2 separate regions of the Homo sapiens genome follow, and region 2 is linked to region 1. Evidence: read pairs that join two places in POLR2A ChIA-PET (ENCODE). Cell type or tissue: GM12878. All regions are shown on one strand. Each heading gives the region's core, and the rest is flanking DNA. Links, peaks and the distances in the headings are about the cores only.

The links. ChIA-PET counts read pairs that join two places held together with the same protein. Peaks named below come from ENCODE experiments on the same cell type or tissue, not always from the same donor. Only the 100,000 strongest peaks of a DNase experiment are listed, where the experiment ranks them.
Region 2: POLR2A ChIA-PET joins it to region 1 with 7 read pairs; 2 of 35 experiments call an interaction of 5 or more read pairs at or near these places.

The regions. Positions count from the first base shown.
Region 1 is chr6:45,288,982-45,296,634 of GRCh38, reverse strand. All of the region lies in intron 2 of SUPT3H (SPT3 homolog, SAGA and STAGA complex component), which reads left to right. Among named protein-coding and RNA genes, the nearest start is that of RUNX2, 36 kb to the left of the region's middle. In GM12878, for the core only: no CTCF peak of the experiment used is centred there; DNase peaks (open chromatin) are centred at 2,157 and 3,181.
Region 2 is chr6:44,825,540-44,833,192 of GRCh38, reverse strand. It overlaps SUPT3H (SPT3 homolog, SAGA and STAGA complex component), which reads left to right. Exons shown (of 11, transcript NM_003599.4): 11 at 3,336-6,467. The coding sequence ends at 3,377. It overlaps LOC101929770 (a long non-coding RNA gene), which reads right to left. Exons shown (of 3, transcript XR_926855.3): 3 at 83-3,605. Among named protein-coding and RNA genes, the nearest start is that of MIR586, 370 kb to the left of the region's middle. In GM12878, for the core only: no CTCF peak of the experiment used is centred there; a DNase peak (open chromatin) is centred at 3,152.

The sequences.
Region 1 (7,653 bases), core at 844-5,843:
CCCGAGTAGCTGGGATTACAGGCATGTGCCACCACGCCTCGCTAATTTTTATATTTTTAGTAGAGACGGGGTTTCACCGTGTTGGCCAGGCTAGTCTCAAACTCCTGGCCTCAGGTAATCTGCCCACCTTGCCCTCCCAAAGTGCTGGGATTACAGGCATGAGTCATCACACCTGGCACTGTTCGTAGTCTTTTATCCCTAACCCCCTTCCCACCCTTTCCCCCTGAGTCCCCAAAGTCCATTGTGTCATTCTTATGCCTTTGCATTCTCATAGCTTAGCTCCCACTTATTAGTGAGAAAATAACGATGTTTGGTTTTCTATTCCTGCATTACTTCACTTAGAGTAATAGTCTCTAGTCTCATTCAGGTAGCTGTGAATGCCATTAGTTCATTCGTTTTTATGGTTGAGTAGTGTTGCATTGTGTGTGTGTGTGTGTGTGTGTGTGTGTAGTATGTGTATGTATATATGTATGTATATGTGTGTATGTATATGTATATGTGTGTATATATACTTATATATATATCACAATTTCCTTATCCATTCGTTGATTGATGGGCATCTGGGTTGATTCCATGTTTTTGCAGTTGCGAATTGTGCTGCTATAAACGTGTGTGCAAGTATCTTTTCCTATGACTTTTTTTTCCTCTGGGTAGATACCCAGGATTGGGATTGCTGGATCAAATGGTAGTTCTACTTTTAGTTCTTTAAAGAATCTCCGTACCATTTTCCATAGTGGTTTTACTAGTTTGTACTCCCACCAGCAGTGTAGAAGTGTTGCCTGTTTAGTGCATCCATGCCAACATTTACCCAGTTTTTGTTTTTTGATTATGGCCATTCTTGCAGGATTTGGTGGTATTGATCATTAGTGATGTTGAGCATTTTTTCATATGTTTGTTGGCCATTTGCATATCTTCTTTTGAGAATTGTCTGTTCCTGTCCTTAGCCCACTTTTTGATGGGATTGTTTTTTTCTTGTTGATTTCTGTGAGTTCATTGTAGATTTTGGGTATTAGACCTTTGTCAGATGTATAGATTGTGAAGATTTTCTCTCACTTTGTAGGTTGTCTGTTGACTCTGCTGTTTTTTTTTTTTTTTTTTTTTTTTTTTTTTGCTGTGCAAAAGCTCTTTCGTTTAATTAAGTCCCAGAAATTTATCTTTGTTCTTATTGCATTTGTTTTTAGGTTATTGGTCATGAAATCCTTGCCTAAGCCAATGTCTAGAAAGGTTTTTCCAATGTTACCTTCTGGAACTTTTATAGTTTCAGGTCTTAAATTTAAGTCCTTAATCCATCTTGAGTTGATTTTTGTATACAGAGAGAGATGAAGATTGAGTTTCATTCTCCTACATGTGGCTAGCCTAGTATCCCAGCACCATTTGTTGAAAAGTGTTCCCAATTTATGTTTTGTTTGTTTGTTTTTTTCAAAGATCAGTTGGCTGTAAGTGTTTAGGTTTATTTCTGGGTTCTCTATTCCATTGGTCTATGTGCCTGTTTTTCTACCAGTACCACGCTGTTTTGGTGACTATAGCCTAATAGTATAGTTTGAAATCAGGTAATGTGATGCCTCCAGGTTTATTCTTTTTGCTTAGTCTTGCTTTGTCTATGTGGGCTCTTTTTTGCTTCCATATGAATTTTAGAATTGTTTTTCTCTAATTCAGTGACGAATGATGGTGGTATTTTCATGGGAATTGCATTGGTGAATTTGTAGATTGCTTTTGGCAGTATGGTCATTTTCACCATATTGATTCTACCCATCCATTAGGATGGGATGTGTTTCCATTTGTTTGTGTTGTCTGGGATTTCTTTCAGCAGTGTTTTGTAGTTTCCCTTGTAGAGGTCTTTCACCTCCTTGGTTAGGTATATTCCTAAGTTGTTTTTTTTTTTTTTTTTTTTTTTTTTTTTTGCAGCTATTGTAAAAGGGGTTGATTCTTGATTTGATTCTCAACCTGGTCACTGTTGGTGTACAGAAGAGGTGCTGATTAGTGTACAATAATTTTGTGTCCGGGAACTTTGCTGAATTCTTTTATCAGTTCCAGGAGCTTTCTGGAGGAGGCTTTAGGGTTTTCTAGGTAAACAATCATATCAGCAAACAGCAACAGTTTGACTTCCTCTTTACTGATGTGGATGCCCTTTATCTCTTTCTCTTGTCAGATAGCTCTGGCTAGGACTTTCAGTACTGTGCTGAAGGGGAGTAGTGAAAGCTAGCAGCCTTGTATTGTTCCTGTTCTCAGAGGGAATGCTTTCAACTTTTCCCCATTCAGTATTATGTTGGCTGTGGGTTTGTCATAGATGGCTTTTATTATATTGAGGTATATCCCTTGTATGCTGATTTTGCCAAGAGTTTTAATCATAAAGTGATGCTGGATTTTGTTGAATGCTTTTTCTGCTTCTATTGAGATGATCATGTGATTTTTAATTCTGTTTATGTGGTGTATCACATTTATTAACTTGTGTATGTTAAACCATCCCTGTATCCCTGGTATGAAACCCACTTGAACATAGTGAATTGTCTTTTTGATATATTGTGGATTTGGTTAGCAAGTATTTTGTTAAGGATTTTAGTATCTGTGTTCATCAGGGTTATTGGTCTGTAGTTTTCTTTTTTTGGTTATGTCCTTTCCTGGTTTTAGTATTAGCGTGATAATGGCTTCATAGAATGATTTAGGGAGGGTTCCCTCTTTCTCTATCTTGTAGAATAGTGTCAATAAGATTGGTACCAATTCTTTCAGTGTCTGGTAGAATTCTGCTGTGAATCCATCTGGTCCTGGACTTTTTTTTTGATAGTAATTTTTAAATTACCATTTCAGTCTCACTACTTGTTATTGGTCAGTTCAGGGTATCTAATTTATCCTGATTTAAGCTAGGAAGGTTGTATCTTTTCAAGAATTTATCCATTTCTTCTAGGTTTTCTAGTCTGTGGATGTAAAGGTCTTCATAGTAGCCTTGAAGGGTCTTTTGTATTTCTTTGGCGTCAGTTGTAATTTCACATGTATTGTTTCTCACTGAGCTTATATCGATTTTCTCTCTTCTTTTCTTAGTTAATCTTGTTAATGGTCTCTCAGGTTTATCATTTGAAAGAACCAGCTTTTTGTTTCATTTATCTTTTGTATTTTTTTTTTGATTGTTTCAGTTTCGTTTAGTTCTGCTCTGATCTTGGTTATTTACTTTCTTCTGCAAGGCTTGGGTTTGGTTTGTTCTTGTTTCTCTGGTTCCTTGAGGTGTGACCTTAGATTGTCTGTCTGTGCTCTTTCAGACTTTTTGATGTTGGTGTTTAGGGCTATGAGCTTTCCTCTAAGCACTGCCTTTGCTGTGTCCCAGAGGTTTTGATAGGTTGTGTCACTATTGTCATTCAGTTCAAAGAATTTTTTAAATTCCATTTTGATTTCATTTTTGACCCACTGATTATTCAGGAGCAGGTTGTTTAATTTCCATGTATTTGCGTGGCTTTGGAGGTTCCTTTTGGGGTTGATTTCCAGTTTTATCCCACTGTGGTTTGAAAGAGTGCTTGATATAATTTCAGTTTTCTTAAATTTATTGAGGCTCATTTTGTGCCCCATTGTGTGGTCTGTCTTGGAGAAAGTTCCACACCTTGTTGAATAGAATGTATATTCTGTGGTTGTTGGATGGAATGTTCTGTATATATCTGCTAAGTTCATTTGTTCCAAGGTATAGTTTAAATCCATTGTTTCTTTGTTGACTTTCTGTCTTAATGACCTATCTACTGCTGTCAGTGGAGTATTGAAGTCCCCCACTATTATTGTGTTGCTGTCTATCTCATTTCTTAGGTCTGTTAGTAATTGTTTTATAAATTTGGGAACTCCAGTGTCAGGTGCATGTATTTTTAGGATTGTGATATTTTCCTGTTGGACAAGGCCTTTTATCATTATATAATGTCCCTCCTTGTCTTTTTTAACTGCTGTTGCTTTAAAGTTTCTTTTGTCTGGTATAAGAATAGCTACTCCTGCTTGCTTTTGGTGTCCTTTTGCATAAAATGTCTTTTTCCACCCCTCTGCCTTAAGTTTGTGTGAGTCTTTATATGTTAGCTAGGTGAGTCTCCTGAAGGCAGCAGATAATTGGTTGGTGGATACGTATCCATTCTGCATTTCTGTATCTTCTAAGTGGAACATTTAGGCCATTTACATTCAATATTAGTATTGAGATGTGAGGTACCATTTTATTCACCATGGTATTCGTTGCCTGTATACATTAGATTTTGTTTTTGTTTTTTAAATTGTATTTTTGTTTTTGTTTTTTAAAATTGTATTTTTGTTTTATAGGTCCTGTGAGATTTATGCTTTAAAGTGGTTCTATTTTGATGTGCTTCCAGGATTTATTTCAAGATTTAGAGCTCCTTTTAGCAGCTCGTGTAGTGGTGGCTTGGTAGTGGCGAATTCTCTCGGCATTTGTTTGTCTGAAAAAGACTGTATCTTTCTTTCATATATGAAGCTTAGTTTCACTGGATACAAAATGCTTGACAAAAATCATTTTGTTTGAGGAGACTGAAGATAGGGCCCCAATCCCTCCTAGCTTGTAGGGTTTCTGCTTAGGTATCTGCTGTTAATCTGATAGGTGTTCCTTTGTAGGTTACCTGGTGCTTTTTTCTCACAGGTCTTAAAATTCTTTCCTTCATCTTAACTTTAGATAACCTGATGTCAGTGTGCCTAGGCAGTAATCTTTTTGTGATGAATTTTGCAGGTGTTCCTTTTGCTTCTTCTATTTGGATGTCTAGGTCTCTAGCAAGGTCAGGGAAGTTTTCCTCGATTATTCCCCCAAGTATGTTTTCCAAACTTTTCAATTTCTCTTCTTCCTTGGGGACACCGATTATTCTTAGATTTGGTTGTTTAACATAAGCCCAGACTGTTTGGAGCCTTTGTTCGTATTTTCTGATTTTTTTGGTCTTTGTTGGAGTTTGTGAATTAGAAGACCTTGTCTTCAAGCTCTGAATTTTTCTTCTACTTTTTCAGTTTTATTGCTGAGACTTTCCAGAGCATTTTGCGTTTCTATGAGTGTCCATTGTTTTCTGAAGTTTTGATTGTTTTTTATTTATACTGTTTCCCTGAATATTTCTTCCTTCACTTCGTGTAATATTTTTTGGATTTCCTTACATTGTGGCCACCTTTCTCTGGTGTCTCCCCTATTAGCTTAATAACTATCCTCCTGAATTGTTTTTCAGGTACATCAGGGATTTCTTCTTGGTTTGGTTCCATTGCTGGTGAGCCAGTGTGTGATTTTGGGGGGTGTTAAAGAACCTTGTTTTGTCATATTACCAGAGTTGGTTTTCTGGTTCCTTCTCATTTGGTTCCTTCTCTCTGTCAGAGGAAAGGTCTAGCGCTAAAGGCTGTTGTTCAGATTCTTTTGTCCCATGAGGTGTTCCCTTGATGTAGTACTCTCCCCCTTTTCCCATGGATGTGGCTTCCTGGGAGCCGAGTTGTAGTGATTATCTCTCTTCTGGATCTAGCCACCCAGCAAGTCTACCAGGCTCTGGGCTGGTATTGCAGGTTGTCTGCAGAGTCCTGTGATGTGAACCATCTGTGAGTCTCTCAGCTGTGTATACCAGCACAGTATTTGGGGTGTCTCCAGGGTCTTGCAGGAGGAATCTGCTTCCTTCAGGGGGTCTGTGGGTCCTTTCAGGTTTCCTGATTTATTCCTGCAGTCGTTCTGGAGCAAAAATTCATGATGCGAGCCTCCACATGCTGCTCTGTCCATCCGAGTTAGAGCTGCAGTCTAGTCCTGCCTCCTGTCTGCCATGATCCATCCATTTTCTTGGGCCTCAGATTCCTCATTTGTGAAATGAGACTAGAAAAGCCTCTGGCTCCATAGGCTTATGTGATACAATACTGTGGGATACTTAGTACATAGAGTAAGTCCTCAGTGTTAGCTACTGTTATCATGTGACACTACAAACAATAGTTTAGAAATAATTCGGAATTGGATAGACCTGATACCTGGTCTAACTCTGCTTTTAGCTTTGAATGAGAGTTTCAGCCACTTCTTTGGACTTAGTTTTTAGTTTTTTAAAAATATTTTTAAAAGAGAGATCATAAGGCCCAACTTACGGGATTTTTGTTGATGTTTAAAGGAGTATATAGTTAAAACAGTGCCCAGAAGAGTAAATACAAAATAAATGCTAGATTTCTCTTCCATTCCACTCCCTACCCTCTGCTTTTTTTTTTTTTTTTTGATCATCCATGCCCTGATCTTTTTCCAGAAGAGATTCACTTAATCCTATGACAGTGCAGTTCAGACCTGACTGGAGTACTACAAATGTAGTTTGATCTGTGCCTGGTAGATAATTTAAATTGACCAACTCCAAGGTAGTTATATGTTAAGTCAGCATTTGTCTTCCTTTTTGTTCACAAATAAAAGCAAGAGCCTTTTTACTTTCCAAATGATTTTAAAATTTAGATTGAATTTGTCCAAAGGAAGAAAAATATATTTAATTTTTTTTTCTTTTTTTGAGACGGGGTCTCACTCTGTTGCCCAGGTTGGAGTGCAGTGGCATGATCATGGCTTACTGCAGTCTTGAACTCCTGGACTTAAGCGATTGCCCCACCTCAGGCTTGTCAGTAGCTGGGACTACAGGTGTGTGTCACCACGCCTGACTAACTTTTTAAAATTTTTGTAAAGATGGCATCTCTGTTGCCCATGCTGGTCCTGAACTCCTGGGCTCAAGCAGTCCTCCTGCGTCAGCCTCCAACATGCTAGGTGACTATAGGTGTGAACCATTGCACCAGGACTTTAATATTTTTGTTAAGAAATTGTTGCTGTTAAAAACAATCATAATTCAGTCTCCTCTGTACTAGTGTTACCAGCTGACGTACCATTTTTTGTTTAAAATCTAAACAGCAAGCATATTTAGTAAATATCTCATCCTTACCTGTGAAACTTATAGCATATGACGTAACAGAGGTATGACTGATGGATGTTTTCTCGTGTTTACTTATTCCTTTTTGAGGAACTGAAGAGCAATAATGGTTTATGCATAAGTATTTTCTAAAAAGCCTATGTGTTAATATATTATCTGACCTCTCAAGTTATTCAGATGATATCTCTTTAATATGCCACTAAGAATGGAAGGAGAGTGGCTCAGGGAAGATAAGACAAAAACTTTTCATGTTATTATTTTTTAAATTATGAATTACTTTAAAGATACAGTGAATTACTGAGAAATCCTCAGATTTCCACTTCCTCAATATTTTATTTGATAAAAGAAAGGTGGATGGTGGCTTTCTATTTCCTCAGTAATACTCTGTATCTTTATAGTACTTTATAATTTCAAAAATGAGTGAGAAGCAGTTTGTCATTAGAATTTATTAATATCTTATTTTGGCTCTTCTTACGGTTCTTTTTTATTTATAATACATGATTCTGGATTTTTTTATGGTAGGGATATAAAAATTCCCTTTAAAATTAATTTTAGTAACAATTTAACAACATAAAGGGTTGATAATTTGAAAAAATACTTGAAGAAAATATTAAGCAAATAAGAGTGCAATAGTATGCTGATATGCAAGATGGTTAAACATGGAATATGAAAAACACATTAGAAAGAACCATGTTTTAAGATACAGTTTCTTATTAAAAGAAATGTGTTACTAATCCTGGCCCGATGCTGAGAGTAGAGAGAAATAGCTCCTATGGATCCTATATTAGAG
Region 2 (7,653 bases), core at 883-5,882, 460 kb after region 1:
GCTAGTTTATTTAAGATTTGAGAAAGCAGAAGAGAATCAGGAAAGGTAATAGAATAAAACAAGTCTGTACTGGAAGAAAGACTGGTGTTTATAGTTAATGTTTTAATAAGTAGGCTAATGGCAAACATAATACGCAGTAATATTTAAGTCGGAACTACAAAGTAAGTTTTGTAGCATGTGTCCTTTTAAGAAAAATATTAATCTTTTGCTTTTTAATATTCATTTGTATCCCCTAAGATGTATCAATTTATGATAACCCATAAAAAACAGAAGTAAACCACTATGGGATTTAAATGTTTTCTCTACCTTGTCCATATGAAGTAAAAAACAGTCACTTTAAAAAGTACACACTTAGAAATTAATTACCCCACAGTGCCCAGTGCAGTAGGTAAAATCTGTATCTGCTTATCCAGGTAGATTGACATTCTGGCACAGGTCGTAATTTGGCACTGTATGAATAAATGAATGTCAAAAATTGGGTCCTCAATTAAAAAAAATGGGAACTATGAATTCCTAATTTTATAACTAATTGGGCCTTAAACACATTAAGTATTGTCTTTGCTGTGAACTTTAAGAGATGCTAAAATGTCTGAGCTTTTCAGCAAATTCACAAAGGAGCAACTGATGTTGAGAACAGAGCTTTATTAAACCAGAAATGAACCTTAAGTAGTATATAGGCACGTAGGATCCAGTTTGTTGGGGAGGTCTAATTGTGTTATTGATTAAGCTATAATTTTCAGTAGTGGGTGGAAGTCCTGACTCTTTCTGGTCAAAGCCTGGATTTTACTAACTAGGAGTGTCTGTAAAGATAGATACAGAACTGGGAATCATTCATAGGGTCTGACAGAAGAAAGTAAGTGGGATACAAAGTATTCCATGAGAATGTGGCCTCTGGAAGGCCCTCACACCAAGCAATGTTTAAATTTAGTTTCAACATTTGCAACACAAATAGAGAGAAATTTACAGTTGACGTGAAGATGAGTTGTTGTCTTCATCCATCTTCCTGTAAAGTTGCTTATTCTGGAAAGCATGCCAAAGTTGGGACGTTCCCATAATTGCCCTACATAGACAATGTACATCCTTTGTACATCAAAAGGAAAAAGCAGTGACTCAAAATAGAGTACCCTAGGGAATATGTTTACTGAAATTGCTCTTCACTAATTACACATGCTTGTTTGTTCCTTCTTTATTTATTTCAGAATTCAAATGGGAAGAACATCACAGAAATCTGGGTCAACTCTAAACTTTGGTTTTCTCATAGGATCTGTGTTATTAAATAAGTTATTAAAAAAAAATCTTTTGTTTGCAAAGCAGTGATAAATCATCTGTGAAGGTGAATCGATCTTTCAAAAGTGACCTTTTCCATGCTAATAAGAACTATTTTATATTGCCCCGTCTGAAAAGATTAAAACCTGGTTATTTCTCAGGTGAACTCAGCTAAGACTCAGTCTCCCTCTAAGCCAAAACCTCCTTTCTCAAGCAAGGCTCACTTCAACACTGTATGTTTAGAAGGAATGCAGCCTTACTCCTAGGTCCATTTAACTCCATATAAAACCATCCCTGTGCTTTAAATAATACATGATGTTAAAGATTGTCACTGTGGTTATAAAATTTAAAATATCAAGGTCAAGAAGCTAAGAGTATTACTTTGGCATAAGCCTCTCTGTAAGGCAGCCGTGGTGGTAGGAGCTGTTTGTTTCACAGACTGAGGCTCCACTGCCTGTGGTTGTGGGAAGACACCCTATGCATTCCTGCAAGTTATTTGTGGCTCTCTGAGGCATTCACTTAACACTGTTCTATAGCGCAATTTTAGGAAGTAGAGTTGGAATTTTCTAGTCCTTGTTAGAATGTTTTCTTCAATCCAGAAGTGTTCTACAACACAAAAAGCCCCATGGTAAAGAACAAGCTCACAGAAAGAACACTGAGGAATGACACTTGGAATGTGCCACTGTTTTGTCATCCCTGATACACTGATCTGGAGTGAACTGCATAGCAGCATAACTAAGCAAAGAAATTTCAGCCAGGGCGCCAAAGCCTGACAAGCACAGTAAATCTTCTTAAGCAGGATATTTGGAGAGAAGGTTTTCAAGTTAATTGAATTTTATGATTAAGAGAAGGTTATCTAGAAAACTATATTTGTTTCACCTCATGTTGATGGAAGTCTTTCTAAAAGGGTTAAGTCTACTTTCCATTTTTAGTATAATTAATTATAAATGTGGTTTAATTATTTTTTAAGATGAAGATTTCACTGCCTCCATAGCATTATCTTGATCGTAAAAGGTTATTCTGTATTTCTTAAAATATGGCTGTGGCTGTTCAAGGTTAATTCATTGGGCTGGAAGTATACAGACTCCAGAACTGCTTCAGAGTTATTAGCCTAAGGGGGAAAAATCCCTAACCTGAATTTTATGATTTTCTTTGTTTTTCTGAAAAGATTGACGGTTATGAATTCTCTGGATGTGACTGTTACTAGTTTAAATGATTAAAAATGTGCCAGGGAAAGGGAAATTTTATTCCTAAGTCCTGAATTTTAGTTCTGCTCCCCTCTGGGTCTTATGGTGGAATTCAGGATGTTACAGAGACCCTGTGTGATCCAGGTCTCCCAACACTGAAATGCAAAATATGTCTCTTGGAATGAAAAGCATGCAACTTTTCTTTCTTTACTGAAACGTATTAATTATTGCACTTAGAATCCATTTTCCCATTTTCTTTTATGGGAGTATTTTATCCCACCATGCATATCCATGTGTACATCTGTACGTACAGGTATGTATATAAAATTATATAAGATTTGCATTTTTGATACTGTCTACAATATGCAGAACTATACAGAACTCCTTTGAGATCATCATATTTTAGGGAGGAGGAGAGGCCTCTATTAGTGTCTGTTCCGACAGCTTTTCACTCAGACTATAAATTAGGCCCGGGAAGGGCCAGTAATGAGTCAGTAATTTATAGACTATTAAGATACTTAGTTAGTTAGAAGTGATTCCTGAGCATATCGAATAGAGAACACATGTTTATAAAAGACAAACAGATTCAATACATCTCTTTGGCCTAACCAAGCCCAATCAGTTAACAAAATGGGATGTCTTATTTTATGTATCTGCTACTTCCCAAAAATAGAATCACTAACCACTTGTTAACCACACTGACTTTTTAATAGACAGAATGGTTGCTATAGTTTTGCCACCAGAAATATTCAGATTAAGCATTCTATTAGATTGTAGCCAGCAGAGTCTACAAAACAGGAAGAGGGCTCTGCTTGCTTTTTGCCTCCTTTCCTTGTTTGACTTCATGTGATAATTCATTGCAGATTTCTTTTTCTTTGACAGAATGCCTACCGCAGGAATGGGATGGCTTTTCTAGCCTGCTGATGTGACAACTGTGATGTGCCTGCAACAACAGGAAAGGCAATGTTATATTAAGGTGATTTCTTGTGAACAAAATAAAATACAAATTTACCTTTCTTTTATCTGAGGGAGTGGGCTGGTCTGTTGTGACTTTCAACTTGCTGACTCCTCCTCTTTTCCAGCCCCTCAACCATCGGTCTTGTTTACTAGATGGGCTGTTCAGCTAATTAATGGCAGGATGTTTAGGATAGTCTGTAGGTGGACAAGAATGCAGATCACACAGTTTTGAAATTTTAATTTGAGTAGATTTACTGCCCTCAGCTCACATACCTTAAAAGCAGTGGTTGCCCCCGTCCAGCGTTTTGTCTGCATTTTATTTGATATATTTTATAATCCAGGTTTGGAACAAGGAAACAAAATTAAAAGGACAGTGAGTTTTCGCCTTCCCTTACACCACCAACTTTACTTTCCAACATTTGTTGACATGTGTTTTAGTGACAGCTATCCATTTTATAAACTTACAGTAATCAAAGATCTAACAGACCTGATAAATCACCTGTTCCCACCTCCTTTCCCCTTCACTCCACTTATAGTATGTGTCATTTTCAATGCCTGCTTCCCAACTTCCTGCCATCTGCCTTTCATGTGTGTTTTTCCTCACACAGAACCTCTTCCTCCATCTTCATTTCCCTCCTTTTCCTGTTCCTCCAATCCCCAGATCCACCACTCCTGCACATGCCATACACATTTAGAAGCCAAGTATTCAGAATCAGTAGAAGGGGAGCAGAGTGATTTCTTGCTTCCTCCCTTCAAAGCACTACCACACCTAGACTGGAAATGTGGGCTGGGTAATTTCTTGCTGTTAGCAGCCGAGCTACCCTTCTGGCATCTATACTTTCTCCAGTAAATGAGGAACCGTAACTCTTTGGAACAAACCAAAATATAGCAGATGTAATTGTACAGTTCCTGATTAAACTTCAGTTGCAAAAAAGAAAGTTATTTCTTTAATTCTGTGGGAGTTTTGTATAATTTTACTTTTATGGTTTTTACACATACTTGAAACACTCTTTCTAAAGAATTAATAAAAACAGAAATGAGAAACATGAAAGATCTTTTTCTTGATACTGCTCCTTTTTCTTGATACTGCTCAAGAGAGCAAGCCTCTCTTGATACTGCTTCCTAGATTTAAGGGTAAAGAAAGTAGAAATAGTTCTCCCTTCACCCAAATTTGGAAGTATAAAACTTTCTGAACATGCCATTTAGAGGTTATGTCATTAGCTTTCCTGCCTTCTTATATTGTAATAGTTGCGATTCAAAAACACTGTTTCAATTTTAAATTCAAGACTTTTTATTTGAAAACCATCAGACTCAAAGAATTATGAGGCTCAGTTAATATTATTATGCCACATTATTTACATTTGTTAACTGTCATTTACCTGCTCTATGTTAATCTTTTTAGAAAAAATTTGCATTTCAGAAACAAAAAGCACGGATAGATATATAATATCAAAATATTCCCAAAGGATTTTGATGTTCCATCTATGCTTGTTAAAATGTATGATTATGATTAAACTTTTTATCATTCTTATTTTCCTTGGCATCCATAATCATGGAAAATTACAAGCTTGCAGTAAACATCCTAACTTAACTTAACTTTTAAACGATAGCATTTATTGTATTTGGTTTTGATCTGCCAGGCTTATAGATGGTATAAAATTTTCAGGGGATAATTTTTCACATCAAAATTCCTTCTCTCCCACATTATACATTTTAAAGTATGCACAAGGCAGAAAATATAGGGTTTGGGTTTTTTTCCTTCGTTTTATTCCACCTGATCTCCTTATAGTCCCAGAGAAGGAAGACTCAATGTACATTTCTCTCAGAAATATGACAGGTCTGTGTTTTTGTTGGTCTGGCATATGTTTGTCTATCTTGAACAGTCTGACAGGTAATTATTTATAAAATCTGGTTTTGCCCAGTAAGTTCATATAAAACCTTTCATTTTTCATCATAAGCCAGTAAGCTGAATTTAGAATAAAGCAAGGTCATTTATGTCTGTCCTGAACCAGCCTACATGTCCCCATAATTGCTCAATATTTTTAATTCCCTTTTCTATTTTTTATACTTAGGTTCTTTCTCTGACTCTTTGCACAATACTAAATTTGAAGTGAAATAAAACTTCCTTCAGCAGTGACTATAGAAACAAAAGAAAATTTACAGAAGGAATGTTTAAGAAAACTTCAGTAAATTATTTTCTCAATAATCATAATGTTAGAGCAGAAGATAGTCTTAGAGATCATTAAGAACAGCTGCTCATCTTGCAAATGAAAAAACCATGGCCTAGAGAGGGAAAGTGAGTTTCCTAAGATCACTCAATAATGTAGTGACAGACCAGAGATGAGAATCGATGGTCCCTAATTTTCAGTCGGTATTATACAGTATTTTCTACCATACTGGGTTAGCATAAGAATATTACTAAGACATGTTGGGGTTTTATGGCATATTTATCCTAGACAACGATGTAAATTTATTTAAAAACTGTACTAATTATGGATACATCCTAAAGCATACGTGTTATATAGTAAAATCTTCAGTGTGACTGTGGTATTAAGTAAACAGTCTGTTATCTTACACATCAGGCTTAACTCTAAGTCAAATGGAAATATACAAAGCTAGTTTCTATTTTTTGTCCCTTGTATTTTAGAGACTGAATTTGAAAATAAATAAGCCAATAAATAAATAGCGTCTCTTGATACTGCTTCCTAGATTTAAGGGTAAAGAAAGTAGAAATATTTCTCCCTTCACCTAAATTTGGAAGTATAACTTTCTGAACGTGCCATTTAGAGGGTTATGCCATTAGCTTTCCTGCCTTCTTAGATTGTAATCGTTGTGATTCAAAAATACTGTTTCAATTTTAAAACCAAGACTTTTTATTTGAAAACCATCAGAAGCACAAATATTTTTTAAATGGTGTATATAATTCCTGTATCTGGGGAGAACCCTTCATTTATTGCTGTTCTTTGTTTTTATAAAATAATAAACAAGCCATGTCTGATGCTTTTACCATGTAGAAGACAAATAAACATAACTGGTGATTCTTGGTCTGAAAGAAAACATGTTTACTTGTTTAGAATTAATTATAAAGTTTAATTTTATGAATTTTTTTACGTAGTTCTCAAATCAGGCAATGCTTTCCAGTTCATATAACCTCTTGTGTAAAACTGAATCACTAAAGAGAACATATTCTCTCATCTGCCCCCCTGGAATTTGGATAGAACCTTTCCAGGCTACATTTAAAATTCTACCATCAACCATGTATACATCTCATAAAATATTTTACAGTTTCCTGTATGCTCTGGCCGAACATTTCATAGTACATAAACACTCTGCAAATAATCTAAGGGCATCAAGTTGAATATGTCATAGCAGTGGCCACTACAAAGAGCTAATTCTCCAGCAACACAGTTTCTTATTTTTACCTTCTTATTTGAAACTCAAGATGAAACTTTACATGCTATTGTTGTACAGTGGCAGGGGTGAGAAGAGAGCAGGGAACTCTAGCAGTTTTTGTGGAATTGTGTTCATTAAAGCAAAGGCTTTCTGCAGAGGGCATCTAGCCAAGCTTAAACAACAAAACTTTGCCTGCAGGAATTGGATGTAAATGTGATGGTTAAATAAGGGCCAGATGTCGTTAAAAACTCAAATATTAGAAAGTCGTATCTCTTAAAGAAAGTCTCAAATGTTGTAAGTCGGATACTGATACCATGATACCTAAAGAAAGAGACGAGACTTGCATTTGTTTTCCAGAGCAAGATAGATAGTAAATAGTCAAGCTGTCATAAGTCATGGAAGTTTTGGCAATTGAAGCATATTTTAAAGCAATCAATTCCTGCAGTCACAAGAACGCCGCATACATATTTCATTGTTGGGAGCCACTGTAATTATCTGTACAGCATTGTGTTCATGATCCCTTTTCTGCTCATCACTACTGAATATTCACTATTCTCATTTTTTTCAAAGGAGGGTAAAGATAGATAGATAGGAAAAAAAGAAGGAGGCAAGGCTCAAGATGATCAAAATATAGTTTTACTTATACCAGGTAACACTCTACTTGCTATCAAAAATGATGATGTATTGTGTCAGCATTTTAATAAGCTATGACATAATAATTACAGCACACCATGTGCTACCCTGTGTACTAAGCAGTTTGTGCGATTTATCTCATTTAATACTCACAGCCCCACTACCAGATATGCCCTGTTGCCCACAGGCAGGAGAGAGGAAACTGAGGAACAGCAGA